Regions from separate parts of the Homo sapiens genome. Here region 1 is linked to region 2. A link is a loop called in an ENCODE intact Hi-C map of the cell type or tissue named here. Cell type or tissue: HepG2. All regions are shown on one strand. Each heading gives the region's core, and the rest is flanking DNA. Links, peaks and the distances in the headings are about the cores only.

Region 1 (8,738 bases), core at 2,395-6,394, 75 kb after region 2:
GGATTCAAATTCCATAAATGTTGGACTGTTTGATATCACCCCACAGATCTTTGATACTTTGTTTACTTTGATTCAGTCTTTTTTCTCTTAGTTCTTCAAAATGGATATTTCAATGAGTTATCTTCAAATTTACAGATTCTTTCTTCTGCTGTTATCAGATCTGTTGTTGTTCACATCTAATTTCTCATTTCAGTTATTGTATTTTTTCTTACATATATCTTCTATTTCTCTGTTAAAATTCCTTATTAGTTTATTCAGTAAATTAAATGACATTTTCATTTAATTATTTGAATATATTTATAATAGCTTCTTTGAAGTCTTTGCCAAATCCGACATCTGGAACCTTTCAGAAACTGCTATTTTTTTTCCTAAGAATGGGTTATCTTTTTCCTGTGTGTTTGCACGTCTAATCATTTTTGCCTTAATAAATTGACCTTTAAGATAAGACTTTGCAGTGATTCTGGAATCTCTTGTTATTGTGAGAACTTTCGCTTTTTTGTTGTGAACAGTAAAATCTATCTCCCTCCCCCTTTAATGACTAGTTGCTCTACCGTTCCAATTTCTGCTCTTTCACACCTCAAACGAAAGGTTTCTGCTTTCTGCTTTCTAAGCTGTGTACGGGTTGGGGAAGGCAGTGGGTCAGAGGTGCAGCAAGCCCTCAAATCCCACCAGGAGCAATTATGTTTCTCTAGTTTCTGCCTACATTTTCATCAGGCTTATGGGATATTCCCTCTGCACACGTAGTTTAGTGGTCAGCCAGAGACTTGGATAGAGTTTATAGACAGATTTTGTGGCAATCTCACTTTCAAAATTTCTCTGTTAAATTTCTAGTTGCTCTGTTTCTCTGAATTCCATCACCTGCCATCTTGAGCTGTTCAGGCTGCTGATTTCTACTTCCTGACTTGAAGGAAAGGGTGGGTTTGAGGAATGTTCTAGAAAGAAAATTACAAACTCAGAGTTCTTATCCAAGGAAATAGTATCCTTCCATGAGTACATTCTTTTCAAGAGTTTGCCTATCTCTGGTCATTTTCAGTGCCTCCAAAGAGTTGCTTTTAATAGTTTTGTCTGGTGCTTGTAATTATTCTCTGTGGAAGAGATCACCTGACCTCTTCATGCTGTCATTACCAGAAGTCCTGCCTTTCCTTGTTAGAAATATTTTGATCTAAAATTTTAACAATGGAAAGGTTTATGAGTGTGATTTCTTTTTTGAAAATTATACTATCGGCCAGGCGCGATAGCTCATACCTGTAATCCCAGCACTTTGGGATGCCGAGGCGGGTGGATCACGAGGTCAGGAGATCGAGACCATCCTGGCTAACACAGTGAAACCCCGCAGTGGCGGGCGCCTGTAATCCCAGATACTCAGGAGGCTGAGGCAGGAGAATGGCGTGAACCCGGGGCAGAGCCTGCAGTGAGCCGAGGTAGCGCCACTGCACTCCAACCTGGGGGACAGAGACAGACCCCATCTCAAAAAAAAAAAAAAAAAGAAAGAAAAAGAATATTATGCTATTTATTTATAAATACAATGTAGCCTACTTTGTCCTTTAGCATGTTGATATGTATATTAAGAATTGTATTTTTATTTTTATGTATTTTTTTTTGAGACAGAGTCTTACTCTGTTGCCTAGGCTGGAGTGCAATGGTGCGAGCTCAGCTCACTGCAACCTCCGCCTCCTAGGTTCAAGTGATTGTCCTGACTCAGTCTCCTGAGTAGCTGGGATTACAGGCGATTGCCACCATGCCCGGTTAATTTTTTGTATTTTTAGTAGAGATGGAGTTTCACCATGTTGACTAGGCTGGTCTCAAACTCTTGACCTCAGGTGATCTGCCTGCCACAGCCTCCCAAAGTGCTGGGATTACAAGCGTGAGCCACCATGCCTGGCCCGTATTTTTATTTTTATATTGTCTTTTTGTTCCATCTTTTTCTGAAATAATTTTCCTATTCATCTACATTGAAACTTTCCTGTGTCACTTTATTAAAGATAAAATAAAATAGAAAGCCATGTAGTTGGATTAGAAAAATCATCCAACCCATGAATTTGGTCTTTAGGGAGTTAAATTCATTTACACTTAGTGTTATTGTTCTTATATTTTGTTTTATTTATATTGCCTTATTCTTTGCTTTCTTGTAAGTTAGTGATGTGGTTTGGGTCTGTGTCCCCACCCAAATCTCATCTCGTAGCTCTCATAATTCCCACATGAAACATGGGGATGGGTCTTCACAGTGCTGGTCTCATGATAGTGAATAAGTCTCACAAGATCTGGTTATTTAAAAAATGGGAGTTTTCCTGCACAAGTTCTCTGTCTTTGCCTCCTGCCATCCGCATAAGATGTGACTTGCTCCTCCTTGCCTTCTGCCATGATTGTGAGGCCTCCCCAGCCATGTGGAACTGAAAGTCCATTAAACCTCTTTCTTTTGTAAATTGTCCAGTCTTGGGTATGTTTTTATCAACATCATGAAAAAGGACTAATACCATTAGTACCTTAAGTATAATATTAGACAAAAAGGGTGATAGTGGTGTGGTAGACACACCCTAGAATGCTTCCTCATGATACCCATTTTCTGAACTTTCTGTCTTTGTGTAGTCCCATTCCCTTGAGTGTGGGTCTGACCTATAACTTGTTTATAATCAATAGAATACAGCAAAGGTGATGAGATGTATATGATTAAGTATGTGAGATTGCAATGCCTTGGCTTACTAGAATTTTTTGCCTGCTTCTCTCTTTCCTTACTGGCTTTGAAAAACTAAGCTGCCTATGTTGGTAGACTCACATGAAAGAAACTGAATTTGGCCTCTAGGAGCAGAGGTGAAGCCTTCAGTCCTATATGGCTGCAAGAAATGGAATTCTGCCAACAAAAACAAATCCTTCCCCAGTCCAGCCTCTGATGAGACTGAAGCCCTGGCTAACACTTTGATTGCAAACTTGTGAGACCCTAAGCAGAGGACCCAGTATAGCCACACTGGACTTCTAACCTAAAGAAACTACAATAATAAATATGTGTTGTTTTAAGCTTTGAAGTTTATGGTTACTAACTACTAAGACATAGATAGTGAACGTAGGGGACATCCTATTTTTGTTTCTGTGTTTAATAGAAATACTGCTAGAGCTCCGCCATTAAGAATGATAAATTTGGGCCAGGAGTGGTGGCTCGTGCCTCTAATCCCAGCACTTTGGGAGGCCAAGACGGGCAGATCACTTGAGGTCAGGAGTTCGAGACCAGCCTGGCCAACATGGTGAAACCCCGTCTCTGCTATAAATACAAAAATTAGCTGAATGTGGTAGCACATGCCTTTAGTTTACTTGGGAGGCTGAGGCAGGAGAATCATTTGAACCCGGGAAGTGGAGGTTAAAATGAGCCGAGGTTGCACCAGTGCACTCTAGCCTGGGTGACAGAGTGAGACTCCATCTCAAAAAAAAAAAAAAAAAAAGGGTAAATTTGGACTGACATTGTGTTAAATAGGATGTGTGCCATAGAAAACAAAGCATTTTCCAGAACTGAAATAAAATAAATAATTTTTTTTAAAAAGGAAGACCCCAAGGTATAATGTTAATTAAAGAAAGAACAATACATATGTCTTGTGAGAGAGCATATTTTCTCTAAATGAAAATGTTTAATAGGAGCACAAAGAATTAATGATCAGGACAATCTTAAAGTTCATTTCAGCGTAAAGGTGAACTTTTAGTACAGGTGATATGTAAGGTCCATTCATACTTGAGGATTTTGTTACATCAGATATAAAACTGTTAAATTCAAGTTTAGCTTTGATTTCAGAATAGATGTTTCAATCCAACACAACTTTTTGTTCTTTGTTCCTTTAAAGAATGTATTATGAACATTGCTTTTCCCTGAGAAAACTACTAAGTTTCATTTGAATAAGAGAATATTTAGAAAATCTTACTGAATCAGAATCCCATGAACATCATATTTCAATTACAAATAACATTGAAGGAAGGTTTCAAGTCTGTTTAAAAATGTGACAAAACAAATGTTACTTTGCCACCTAGTGGTTCATCCTGATATTTAGTCTCAAAATTTTTTTTGAGTCCTTGTAAGTAATATGTAATATGTAATTTGAGTCCTTGTAAGTAATAATACACTATACCAGGAGATCTTTGCTACATTTATATTTAGGATGAAATTATTCTGGGAAAATTTACTTTATAATTTTTGCATTGTCCCTGGATAGGCACATAATATATTAAATATTATTTTTTATTAAACACTATCAAACTGGTACAATTAAAAATTCCTTTGAAATTTTTGTTCCTTTGAGCTCAAAAGATCCTTTGAAAAAATGTCTATTGCCAGTCCATTATTATTTGCACTATTAAAAAAATCTAAATTCGTTAAAAATAATTTTAGAAAAGGTGTAAAACAGCTCTGAATGTGCAAATGGAGGCAAAGCTAGCCTCTTTTGTAGTGGAGAAGGAAAGTCAATAGAACTTGTCCCAGACAGACAGAATTTGCATGTCTACAGACAATCATTTTGCATTGCTATCAGCTGTCTACAATTTACAATTGCAAAATACCTTCCATAGAATCAGATCAGATAATACTCAGCAAGTTTACAGACTTGTATGGTGTTTTGCTGAAAACCAAAAATTTTTTTGACATATTTTACAAGTTCTGTCTCCATTTTGCAGATGTCCCAATATATGGGACTACTGCATACTGTATTGTTTTATTACATATCAGGGACTAGAATCAGAAACTATAGGGCATAAAACAAGTAACATCCAGTTTCTATTTCTGTTGATTGGTAGACATGAAGTCTACAACCCGCTGTCTTTTCCCGCAGTGCCTTCGGTTTTAATGAGCTCACCTTGTGTTTCTGATGGAGACTATGAGAATCATTGGTTTGGAGCAGCAAGTGTCAATCCTAGCTGCACATTCAAATCACCTCCAGAGCTTAAATCAGGATCTTTAAGAGTGGGATTCAAGAAGTATAGTTAAAGGTATCCAAGGTAATTCTAATGTATAGCCAGGGTAATGAACTATGGACTCTAGAATAGGAGTTTGCCACCCTAGTGACACATTAGAATCATCTGGAGATGATGCTGACATCAACCTGCCTTGGAAGTGTTTCTTGTCAAAAGTTTCCTATGGGTTTTTACTTTTTAAAATTAAACTGAAAAGGAAAGATAATTGAGTTTAAAAGGAAACTTTTAAAATGTACTTAATATATTTAAAATGCATACTGTATTTAAAATGAGGAAAGCTATATAACAACCTCATCTGTCTTTTGATTAATCAATAGATGTAGGTATTCATAATCAGTTCACTGCTCTCATAGGTGAAAGGTGGGAAATAAAATAAGAATGTTGGAAGCCAAGTGAGCGGGAGAAAAGCAGATGGAAAGGCTTAGAGTGAGGGGCATTGCCTGTGAAATCCAAGTCTGGGCATAGTGCTACAGGGTGAGTCCTGGAGATTTATAATACTGAATTAAAAGCACTTGAACTGGGGAGAAGATCTACCATGAAAGTTACTTTTTGCTGAAAGGAAATGATGAAAATAGTAACAATCACCATTTATGAAGCACAAATTAAAAGAATTGTCTGTGTGATTTGAAACCATTTTGTTTCTTGATAACCATGAAACACAACGTGGTAGGTGTAGAGAACAAAATATTAAACATATAGGATCATATAGGAATGCTATCACTAGAGAATCAAGGCCTTTTAGGCCCCATCTCTGGCCACATTTATATTAATTAAGTTAATGTGATTGATAAAAAAAAATTCAAAAGCCAATTTATTAATCTGAAGTGAATTTTTTTTTGAAAAGGACCAGATTTGCTTCCATGTAACATGATCAAAGTGTTTTCTAAACTCTAGACATGGTACATGAAAAAATCAAATGATAATCAGTAGTTTCCTTAAGGAATATGGACTCTGATTAATTTAACATTTAAAACATCCAGCCGGACAGGAGCGGTGGCTCACGCCTGTAATTCCAGCACTTTGGGAGGCCGAGGCGGGCAGATCACCTGAGGTTGGGAGTTGGAGACCAGCCTGACCAACATGGAGAAACCCCATCTCTACTAAAAATACAAAATTAGCCGGGCGTGGAGGCGCATGCCTGTAATCCCAGCTACTCGGGAGGCTGAGGCAGCAGAATCGCTTGAACCCGGGAGGCGGAGTTTGTGATGAGCCGATATCGCGCATTGCACTCCAGCCTGGGCAACAAATGTGAAACTCCGTCTCAAAAAAACAAAAACAAAAACAAAACAAGAGAACATCCAGCCACATCTCCTAGTAACGGTAATTTTGGTGATGGAGTTAAACTATACATATCACTCGCTTACACTGCATCACTCTACACATCTAAGGCATGCCCAGATGCCTTAAAGAGTTTTTAAGGACCTTAACTAAACCATCTTATGGCCATCAGAGCAATGTTTCTCAACTCAAGCTGCATGTTAAAATCACCTGGGGAGCTGTTTTATTTAATTGACGTATAATTGAAGTACAAAAAACTGCACATATTTACTGTATACAATTTGATAAGTTTGGACATATGCATGCACCTGTGAAACCAGCATCACAAAAACAGTCAGGGCAATAAACATGTCTTGTCTCCCCCACCCCCTTTTGGTGGTTACGAATACTCAACATGAGATCTACCCTCTTACATTTTTCTAAGTGCATAATACAGTGTTAACTATAGGTACAGTATTGTATAGCAGATCTCTAGAACTTACTCATCTTGCATAACTGAAACTTTGTAACTATTGAACAACTCTCTATTTACCCAGCCCCAAGCCCCTGGCAACCACCATTCGGCTCTCTATTCTATGAGTCTATTTTAGAAGCACACAGTATTTGTCCTCTTGTGACTGGGTTATTTAACTTAGCATAATGTCAACCTGTTCATGTATGTTTGCATCATTGTCATATACGGCAGAATATTTTTTTTTTTTTTTTTTTTTTTTGTGATGGAGTTTCGCTCTGTTGCCCAGGTTGGAGTGCAGTGGCATGATCTCCGCTCACTGCAAGCTCCGCCTCCCGGGTTCACGCCATTCTCCTGCCTCAGCCTCCCGAGTAGCTGGGACTACAGGCGCCTGCCACCACACCCGGCTAATATTTCTGTTTATAGTAGAGACGGGGTTTCACCGTTTTAGCCAGGATGGTCTCGATCTCCTGACCTAGTGATCCGCCCGCCTCGACCTCCCAAAGTGCTTGGATTACAGGCATGCGCCACCGCGCCCGGCCCAGTATATCCTTTTTTTTAAAGCTTGAATAGTATACCAGTGTGTGTGTGTGTGTGTGTGTGTGTAAATTTTTAAAGTCTATTCATCTGTCAATGAACAGTTACTTGGGTTGCTTCCATGCTTTAGCGATTGTGAATAATGTTGCAATGAAAATAGAAGTGCAGATAATCACTTCAAGATCCTGATTCAATTCTTTTGTATACATACTGAAAAGTGGAATTGCTGAATAATATGGTAGCTCTATTTTTTATTTTTTTTGAGGACCTCAGACTGTTTTTCATAGCAGCTGCACCTCCAGAGATTCTAATTAAGTTAATTTGGGATAGGCCCCAGATATCAGCATTTTATAATTTCTCCAGGTGATTCTAATATGTCTTAGGGCTGCAAATCCCTGCCCTGAAGTTGATAGCTCTCAGCCTGACTATATAATAGATCAGTGATTCTCACAGCTAGTACCAGAAACACCTAGAGGGTTCATTGAAACATAAATTGCTAAACTGGCATTTTTAACAGTTTCCCAAGTGATAATGATGTTGTTGCTGATACTGCTGGTCCAGGAGCTGCCCTTTGAGAACTGCCCTTTTAACAATGCTAGAATCAACTTTGTCTGACTTTTCCTTTATGATCTATTTCTTTAAGCTCCCATAGCTGACTAAAACCACTTTTGAAAATTGTGGTAAAATAAACATAACAAAAATTTACCAACTCTTGTGATTCTTTGCACAAAAAGTCCACATATGCCTGTTATATGTATGTGGATTTATTCTTTTTTGAAAATATGAAGAGATTATATTCCATTATGAATTTTTGGTACTATTTTTCTAATATTGAAAGTTACTTACACATCTTGACAACACAAGGCAGTAGGGTGCAACTTTTCAAGAATGTTTTGTGAATAGGAAAAGTAAACCTGGGATTGGGGACTTGCGGCAAATGAGCCACAAGTGGATAAATCTTCTTGCAAATTGTTGTAGCTATATTTTTAAGGACATTTAATAAGAATTTCAATTGATATAAAACTTGTCATGGTTAGCAGAGTATGGCCAATTACATTATTGCTATTTTAAGCCATTTTTCCTAGTGATAAAATTATACCATTTTGTAGATGGCCTTTAAAAGAGCCTCTCTCTGTTGCCCAGGCTGGAGTGCAGTGGCATGATCTCAGTGCACTGCAACCTCCCTCTCCTGGGTTCAAGCGATTCTCCTACCTCAGCCTCCCGAGTAGCTGGGATTACAGGCACGTACCACCATGCCTAGCTAATTTTTGTATTTTTAGTAGAGATGGGTTTTGTCATGTTGGCCAGGCTGGTCTTGAACTCCTGACCTCAGGTGATCCACCCATCTCGGCCTCCCAAAGTGCTGGGATTACAGGTGTGAGCCACCATGCCTGGCCAAAAGTTTTATGCATACTTATTAAATAAAACTTAGTTTAATCCTGGACTTTGTTAACAAGCTGTTTGACCTTGAGTTGGTCATTCAACTATTTAGGTTTCATATTATTTTTACAATGATCTATGGGCTTCC
Region 2 (4,000 bases), core at 1-4,000:
AAAAACTGCAAGAAAAAAACTTCTTAATCCTCTTATTTCATATCTATCTCACATTCAATTCACAAGAGAAGTACATACACTAACCTCATCAAAACACAGTATTTCTTATTAATGTAAAAACTTAGGCAAACAACATTAACTGAGAAAGATTTATGTTGGGGGCGACAGGGTGAAAAAAGCCACCCAGGTCTTTAAAATGCAAAGTTATTTCACAGTTTACTTGCAAAATGACTCAGATCATTATTACTTTTAGTCATGCCAACTTTGCTGCTCCCAAGCCTACTAGTAATGGAGAAAAAAAACCCACCATTTTTTCTGCAGTCATTAAACCAATGAAACAGAAGCTTACTGAAAACAGGTTTGTGCAACATTTCTTTTTTATTATAACTGGTATAAAAATACAAGCAGTCCTTGGAAATGCAAATGAAGATTCTGAGAAATTTTTCATCTATCTAAATACCTAGAGTGTGAGAAGAAAACATGCAAACAAAAGAAAACCCTAACTCACGAATCTTAACCTGTAAAGATTTTCCTAATGCTTCCCTCAGTGAAAACCCTGGTTTACTCTTTATTTTCTTCCCCGTCAAACATTTGGAAAAGACCTCCACGTAGCGTTTCACGAACAGAACAGTGCTAAGAACAAATAAAAGCCTTGCGTGTACCTGGCAAATCTCATTCATCAGAAACGGTGGCAGCGGAGACAGAACCCTGTTGTCTGGCGTGACCCTCTCGCTCTTTCACAGCAGTTTTCACCACTCGAGTATCTGCCTTGCCTACTACTAAAGCAAAGCTTCCCAACCCCACTTGGGTGGCTTCCATGCCCCCACAGCAAGAAAAATCAAGCATCCAGCGCAGCCTTTTCTCAGCGCAGGGGGAATGTAATCAGCGCTCCTTGACCACTTAAGGAGTCGCCATAGGAAGTTAACAGGAAAGACGCTTCAGCCCCATCTCAGAGGCCCCACAAAAGGTGCACTGATTTCACCAAACGTGGCACTCTGGGCATGAGAAAACCACAGTCGAAACACAACCTACACCGCACACGAAGAAGGGTTTTCCGGGAGGGGGTTGGTGGCGCGGGGGGGGGGGTGTTTTCATTTTCTAGCCGCGAATGCCCCTTCATCTTTACAAGGCTGAGCTAAACTTCAAAGCAAAGGGTTTCCACGCGACCCGCCGCCTCGGACTCGCGCCTGGGCTCTTTGCTGGGTCGCACGAAAGCATCCGAGTGAAGTGACGCGCCCGCCCCGCCGCGGGGAGTCCTCGCCCGCCGGGGCGGAGAGAGACCAGACACCGGGAGAGGGGGACCCGCCTTGCCTCCGCACCGCCGGACCCAGCTCCCGCTCAGAAGCCTCCTCGGGCGCTTCCTCCCCCTTCCCTCCGGGTTTCCAAACGCCGAGGGCCGCGCAGCGCCGCACCCGGTCCCCCGCCGACCCCCGGGCCCCGACCCGGCCGCCCTTACCGAGCAGCAGCAGCTTGACCTCGCGCGCCGCCTTCTCGCCGTCCTCACGGAGGTTGCGGTCGATCATCTTACTCCGCTCCACCGCCGCCTTGTCCTCGGCGCTCAGCGTGCAGCCCATGGTGCCGAAAGCGAGAGCCTGCCGCCGCTCCCTCCGCGCCCGAGTGCGGGCTCCAAGCACAGGGGAATCCTTTCTCTCTCCTAGCGGGCGTTCGAACGCCTCCCGACGGGGGCCACGCCGCCCCCACCACTTCCTAAGCGGAGTCGAGGGAGACGCTGTCCGCAAAGGGGCAGACAGCAACGGGCGGCTGTTCCTCACGACCAGGCTCTGCTTCCCGGCCCGGCTCAGCGCCCCCAAGTCCCGGGTTTGGGGTTTTGAATCTCTGGGTACAGTGGCCGCTGCACTCCCGCCGGTGGCCGCGCCGCAGCCTCGCCAAGCCCAGCCGAGCTCGGCCTCCGCGCGCCGCCGCGGCCCCGCCCCTGCCCGCCCCTCCCACCACCCCGCGACCACTCCCAGAGCGCGCGCCCGCGCACGTGCCCTCGGACAGCGCCCCCCGGCCCCGGACCCCGGCGCCGCGCCACCACTGAGGGCCTGGCGCCCCCTGGCAGCGTCCCCGGGGCGCGCCACTGCCCCGCGGGGCTGTGGCCTTCTGCCCTGGGCGGGAGTGGGGTAATTTCTTTCCGTTTACTCACACGGAGGGAGCTGTGCGTACCTGCCCCTTCGGGTGGGGGTGGGAGAGCTGCCAAAGTTGCCGAAAAAAGCCAGTTCTGGGCGTTTGAGCATGCCCAGCGCCGGCAGCCACGCAAGGTTTTTCAAAATGCAAATCCCTGTCGGCTGGTTTCAGGGCCGTGAGAAACAGGGAACTGGGGAAGGAATGGAGCCTGGTGAAACCAGAGATGGGCACAGTGGAGAACAGGAAAGTCGGGGGAGGGGACTAGAAAAGGGCACCAAGGTCACTTTCTTCCTACCTTTTGCTTCTCTTTCCTTCTTCCTATCCCTCCCTCTTTCCTTGCACTCTCACGTTTTTCACAAGAACGCATTTTGAAGGATTTCCTCGTAACCTAAAAAAAATGGAAGACAAATAATCAAAAGTATTTTTAAATGACAAGAGCAATAAAACACACCCACACAAGCCAATCTCCACATCGTAGCAGATCTCCTCTAGAGCAGCACATAAGCTTCCATGCCAAATTTGGAGCCAATATTTATGACCGTGTTTGTAACTCCTGTACCATTGGGCATGCCATTTTTACAGGCCTTAGCTTCTTTGCCCATAAAATGAGGAGTGGATCTATGGTGCTATCTCCCCATCCTTCCAGCTGTAACAATCGGCGGAGATAAGTTCCTGTGGCCCGCGGGAGGCATTGCTACTCAGCACCCAATGAATGAGCAGAGGCTTAAGATCTCATCTCTCCCTGTCAGTTGCACTACACCTTTCCCCTACAGATATCACAGGAAGCGTTAACTGATTAGAAAATGGGGCTGGTAGCAAGGAAAAACATGGTCCTTGATGTACTAAAAATTGGAACATGCTCCCTGGTTTTCATCTGGAAATCTTATTCTCTAAAAATCATTTGGGAAAACTGGGCTTGAGTTTTCCAAGGTGAGGCTGAACTGATGATACAAGCAGAATAGCTTTCGAGTAGGTCACTGAGACCACGCTTGTGAGCTAGCAGAGACTGAGTTGCCTCCTTATGGGACATGTCCTTTCCTGTTCTCCTATGGGAGTCACACCACCTGCTGGGCTGATGAGATGCAATTTCAAGATCTGCCTCAACTATAATCTTTTGTAATATAACAACAAAAAGGAACAATCTTTAAATGTACTTAGTCACCTTCTACACTGTAATTCTAGGCACTCTAAATGCTAATGTGTATCAGAACTCTGGAATTAAACTTAAGGAAATCAAATTTCAACACACTGTGTATTAGCCATTCTTAATTATCTTTTATGGTGAGTCTTTCCTATTAAGTTCGGACCAGAGTGTGGAACCAACAGTTTCAGCAAAAGAAGAAGCAGTGCTGGCTGAATATTGGTAGAAATGACTACAAAACTTGTGTTTCGGAGAAATGAAGTATGTGTAACAGAAGTTTGTCAAATAGGTAACATTACTTCCATCCTTTGAAGTTAGTCAAATAGGTGAGTTAAAATGTGATACATAAACGAATAAGAACAGCAAATTAGATTTATATGTAGCACAATTCCTAAGAGAATGCAGAGTAATGAACTGATCAGTATGGGGGGAAATTCTAAGATAAGAAAGTTTTGAAAAAACGTTTGAAGGAAATGATAACAGGATATTGGTGGGGAGTTTAAAGAAGTATGTATTAGTTCAGGCTGCCCTAAAAATACCATAGCCTGAGTGGCTGAAACAATAGGAATATATTTCTCACCGTTCTGGAAGCTGGTAAACCTAAGATTAAGGTGCCAGTTTATTCAGTTCCTCAGTGAGGGTTCTGCTGCTGCCTTGCAGATGGCCTCTTTCTTGCTGCGTCCTCACATGGCAGAGCAAGAGAGAGAGAGCTTGAAAGCAGTCTGGTCTCTC

Evidence for each region. Peaks named below come from ENCODE experiments on the same cell type or tissue, not always from the same donor. Only the 100,000 strongest peaks of a DNase experiment are listed, where the experiment ranks them.
Region 1: a loop joins it to region 2, with 8 times the contacts of the local background. A loop is called at or near these places in 12 of 110 quality-filtered maps.

Annotation. Positions count from the first base shown.
Region 1 is chr7:80,055,678-80,064,415 of GRCh38, reverse strand. No RefSeq gene overlaps it. Among named protein-coding and RNA genes, the nearest start is that of GNAI1, 75 kb to the left of the region's middle. In HepG2, for the core only: a CTCF peak has its summit at 3,994 (motif pointing left); a DNase peak (open chromatin) is centred at 4,015.
Region 2 is chr7:80,132,735-80,136,734 of GRCh38, reverse strand. It overlaps GNAI1 (G protein subunit alpha i1), which reads right to left and starts at 1,904. Exons shown (of 8, transcript NM_002069.6): 1 at 1,457-1,904. The coding sequence starts at 1,574. In HepG2, for the core only: CTCF peaks have their summits at 1,594, 2,038 and 3,169; a DNase peak (open chromatin) is centred at 2,064; H3K4me3 peaks cover 2,568 bases.